Linked DNA regions of Homo sapiens: region 2 is linked to region 1. Evidence: chromatin loops called from intact Hi-C (ENCODE). Cell type or tissue: heart right ventricle. All regions are shown on one strand.

Region 1 (2,500 bases):
TATTTCCAGTTATTACAGAAGTTGTTTCTGTGAGTTGTCTGAGTATCTTGATTATTAAAACGTTCCCTGTTAACCAAGCTAACCCACGATTAAAAGATTCCTACCTTCGTGTCCCTTTACAAATACACCACAATTAAGTCCCTCGAAACATGTGATTAAATTTTTAAATAAATTACACAATGGAATCCTTTTTTTGACTTTTTTTTTTTAAATAAAAGACTTAAAAAGTAAAGAAGGATTCTACCATATTTTTAAAAACTTTTAATCCTGGTTTACTTTTCTAACAAATTTATCTATGGCTTCAAAGTTTAAGCGGCACTTGAATTCTGGATGTTTTCATGATTTAACAAGCGGCCATCTCATTAGAAAGAGAGAAGGTAAAATGTTTCATTTTATACGTGGGACGGCTTATAAACAGCTTTAAAAATCAATACATTATATCTTTCACCCCATCTATATTTTCCACTATAGACTTCAAAAGTGGCTTTGGAATTAGCATGTTTTGAAACAGTCGAACAAGCAAGTAACATTTACACCTAACCACGAACCAGTCGCTACATACCCAGGTAACTCAGTAATGGCAAAACACTTAAAGGCTTCTGGGCCTCTCTTACCCTCTTAGTCCAAAGCTAAGTGATTATCCTTTCCTGCCCTTGTATTTGCACTTGTGCAGTTTAATGACTAGATATTAAAATTCATGCTTTATAAGCAAAACCTTTCACTTACGGACACTTAAAAAGTACATAAAAAGTGCAGACTGCATTTCTTCTCTGCCATGCTTTCCCTCAGTAAGGTCACCTGTGAGGACTCAAAACCTATCCTTAATACATTCAGAGTTCTCTACATTCGAGTCAGCGAATGTTAATTCTCCAACATAAACTTAAGAGAATAGTCAGCCACAAAATGGACTCTAAATTCAAAATGGCAAAGGCTACCAAGACAACTCCATAGAAACCCCACTGAAGCGGGAGTGAAATTCAGGTCACTTCTGAGCAAAGCTCATCACAGATATTTTGTGGTCGTTAAAAAGGTATTTCATTTTAATTTGGATGCTGGGAGCCAGATGTCCTATTTCGAAGTGCTAATGCAAAATGCTAACCCAGGAGGGGCAGTGACCCCACCTAGGTTACTGTGGGGCTCACTCTCCTTCTCAGGGGAGCCCCCAGATTTACTGCTGGCTGACCCCCATCTGGGGGTGGTCCGCCTCTGGCTCCTCTTCTTCCACGTCAGCACTGTACTCTTCAAACGCATCGTCATCTGCATCCGGAAGCCCCAGTAACTACAGGGAGAGAACAAGAGAAAAGCAGCTGTGAGCGCCAAATGGCCCACAGGCAGGAAGACAACCAAAGGCATCGGATCCACATTAAAGAGTACTTAACCCAGCAGCTGCAGACTTCCCCGTCAACCACCCCTACAATGATTTTCATAAACTTGTTAGACGGAAATGTCAATCTTTCAATGGATTAGTGCCCAAAGGGCTAGGTTTTACTGGGGAGCCTGGAGAGTCTCTATTTTTAAGTATCAAAATGTGGCACCACATATGCACAGAGAGCTAGCTATGTGCCCACACACACATCTGGGATGTCAGCAGTCGTATGAAATGAACTGTGCTCACTGTCCCACCAAGATGTCAAAAACTGATTCTGTATTTTCTGTCCTAAAAACACACGGTGCTATTATTTATTGGTGCTATTATTTATAACACATTTCTAAAAATCTAGAGACAACTAAAATGTTCAACAGCAAAATGGTTATGGTGTTATTGAAATGGAATCTTATATATCCACTCAAAATGGCATTTTTGAATGACTTGATGACATTAAAAAGATGCACATAAGTGTAAAAAAAGCATGACAAAATTGCACTTTTATTATGACAGAGTTTTTTTTTTTTGAGAGGGAGTCTCGCTCTGTTGCCAGGTTGGAGTGCAGTGGCGCAATCTCGGCTAACTGCAACCTCTAATTCCCGGGTTCAAGCAATTCTCCTGCCTCAACCTCCTGAGTAGCTGGGACTACAGACGCACACCACCATGCCCAGCTAATTTTTGTAGTTTTAGGAGAGACAGGGTTTCACCATGTTGGCCTGGGTGGTCTCGATCTTCTGACCTTGTGATCTGCCTGCCTCAGCTTCCCAAAGTGCTGGGATTACAGGCGTGAGCCACCATGCCTGACCCAGAGTTTCTTTATATATGTGTGTATGTATATATATATTTTTAATAGAGACAGGGTCTCAGTATGTTGCCCAAGCTGGTCTCCAACACCTGGACTCAAGCAATCCTCCTGCCTCGGCCTCCCAAAGTGCTGGGATTACAAGCATGAGCCACCACACCTGACCCGGAGTTCTTAAAATTTATACACATATGCATAGAAAAAAGACTTCAGTAAAATACACCCCAATTTTAAGGTTTTTTTTAAGATTGTGAGATTATGGGTAATTTTTTCCTTTTTATCTTTTTGTATTTTCCAATTGCTGTATAATTATGTGGGACGTTCAAAATAAA
Region 2 (2,500 bases), 270 kb before region 1:
TGTGAGTGGGTGTGTGTTTGCATAAGTGTTGGTTCACAACATAAAATGTAATTCTTATTTAGGGTTGTAGACAAAAGGTTTTTTTTTAAAAAAAACACTGTTGGCTAGGCATGGTGGCTCATGCCTGTAATACCAGCACTTTGGGAGGCCAAGATGGGCAGATCTCTTGAGCACAGGAGTTTGAGACCAGCCTGGGCAACATGCGAAACCCCGTCACTACAAAAATTAGCCCGACATGGTGCTATGTGCCTGTAGTCCCAGCTACTCAGGAAGCTGATGTGGGAGGATGGATGCATGGGAGATCAAGGCTGCAGTGAGCCAGGATCATGCCACTGCAATCCAGCCTGGGTGCCAGAGACCCTGTCTCAAAAAACAAAAAAGAAAAAAAGAAAAACACCATCATAGAGAATAGAGCCCAGATCTAAACAGACACCTGTGGCCTGTGTGCCTGCGAAGCCCAGCCTGCCCAGCAGCCTGGGAAGCACTGGAGGGCACTGGAACTGTTTGCATGGGTGTTTGCCCTCAGGCCACTCCGTTTCTGCTGATTCTTAAGTTTTGAGGACAGCAGGCAGAGGGGGAGAGGAAGGAGACTGCCAGACTACAGAACAGTTTGCAGAGCACAGTTGGCTTCCACTTTTCTCTGTAGCTGGTCAGGCGGGTAGTAAAGACCTACAGTTGCTTTAATTCTGTCAAGTTTCAAAATCTGCATTGCTTCCCTCTTGAGGGTCACCATTCCTACACAAGGAACCATTTTAGTAGGGCCAGGAGACTTCAGCTTCAAGGCCTGCACTTGTGTCAGGGTGGAGAGGGGAACTGGCCACCAATTCAGAGAGGGCAGGACAGGCGGCATGGGTGCTGGTCTTGGGAGTGTCTTCACTTAGGTCCCTGGCTTGTTCTGGGAGCCTCCAGAGCATGCTCCTCTGTGTGTGACTTCATGGGACTGGGCTCTGAGAAGGCTGTGGCTTTGTTGGCCCTGCCAGGGACTGCCACACCAGGCCACAGGGTTGTGGTTGAGCTGGCCGGGGAGCCACGTTCAGGGAGCAGCTCTGCTTGGAGCCAACACTTACAGAGTAAGCCTTCTCCTTGGACTTGTTAACTGTACTGACACTTATTTCTACCTCATTCCTTTCTGAAAATAACTTGGAAGTCTGAAGTCCCTTGATGAGTTCTGTCTTTAAGAACAGAAATTAGAGGTGAACAATGAACACTGTAAATTACAGAAATGTATCCCACTCCAGTATAACAGCTTTCTGTGAGGCTATCTCCTCCAGACTGTGGCTCTGGGAGGGTGGGGCCTGAGTCAAGGTCCTAGGGACTAGTGCTGTGTCTTCATTTATTCCTTGAATAACGAAACGCTTGAGCATCAGGGACTGTGCTAGCACCAAAAATCCAGTGGTGAACAACATGGCTTCATGGGTTCACTGTCTAGAAAGGGAGAAGCACATTAAAGAAAAAATCATTTGCGTAATTATTTAATTACAACTGTGATGGGTACTATCACAAAGGGGAAGGCCAAGAGGGAACCTGATTTAGATGAGGTTGCAGGGAAGGCCTCTCTGAGGAAGCAGCACTTACACTAAGCCATGAAGGATGAATAGGAGCTAGTCAGCTGAGGTGAGTATTCTGCGTAGGGAACAGCATGTGCAAAGGGTCTGGGGCAGGAGGGAGTGTGGTGTCCTGGAAGAACTGCCAGAAGCTGCTGTGCCCCAGGGTTCAGACAGTGTGGAAGAGGGGACTACAGGAGGCTGAGGAGATAGGCAGGGACTGGACCATAAAAGATCTGTGGGTCATGATGTGCATTTTGGTCTTTATCCTAAAAGTGATGGAAAGTCAGTGAACAGTTTGAAGCAGGAGAGGCATGTGATCAGATCTGCAATGCAAAAAGACCAATTCTTGGCTCTTCTAGGAAACTGAATTGGAGAAGGCCAGAGTACGTGGAAATGACCTGTCAGTAGGACATTGTACTGATGCAGGGAAGAGATGATGGGTGCTCAGACCAAGATGGCCGGCCAAAGACATAGAGGTTCCAGGGAGGCATTCTAGATTCTTAGGAATTAGGGGAGAACTTTGTGATACAAGGAACATGGGGATGAGAAGGAAGGTGTCCAGGTTGACCCCCAGGTTACTAACCTGCTCAGCAGGATGAGAGTGGTCCATTCACTAAGCCAGGGGACCCTAGGAGGTGTGGCTACTTTGAGGTGTGGGGGAGAGGTCCAAGTGAGGATGCCAAGCAGGTAACTGCCTCCACGGACATACAAACAAGGCCGTGGCATTGATGAGATCGGGTGGGGAAAAGGGCTTAGCCCCAAACCTGGAGGAAATCTCAGATGTAGAGGTCACATGGAGGAGAATATAGGAAAGGAAATTGAAGTAGAGTGCTCAGATGCAGGAGAAAAATCAGCGCATATAACCAAGCCAAGGGGAGGGAGTGCCTCAAGAAGGAGGGAGAGGAGAGGTCAGGACAGCCAAAATCCTGAGGGCCAAGAAAGACAAGACCTGG

What was found. A loop is a pair of places that touch in the nucleus more often than their neighbours do. Peaks named below come from ENCODE experiments on the same cell type or tissue, not always from the same donor. Only the 100,000 strongest peaks of a DNase experiment are listed, where the experiment ranks them.
Region 2: it touches region 1 in a loop (4-fold over the local background); 74 of 110 quality-filtered maps call a loop at or near these places.

Annotation. Positions count from the first base shown.
Region 1 is chr7:30,156,217-30,158,716 of GRCh38, reverse strand. It overlaps MTURN (maturin, neural progenitor differentiation regulator homolog), which reads right to left. Exons shown (of 3, transcript NM_152793.3): 3 at 1-1,279. The coding sequence ends at 1,169. Among named protein-coding and RNA genes, the nearest start is that of MTURN, 22 kb to the right of the region's middle. In heart right ventricle, no CTCF peak of the experiment used is centred here; no DNase peak of the experiment used is centred here.
Region 2 is chr7:30,425,963-30,428,462 of GRCh38, reverse strand. The region is part of intron 13 of NOD1 (nucleotide binding oligomerization domain containing 1); the gene reads left to right. Among named protein-coding and RNA genes, the nearest start is that of LINC01176, 36 kb to the right of the region's middle. In heart right ventricle, no CTCF peak of the experiment used is centred here; no DNase peak of the experiment used is centred here; H3K27ac peaks cover 1,018 bases.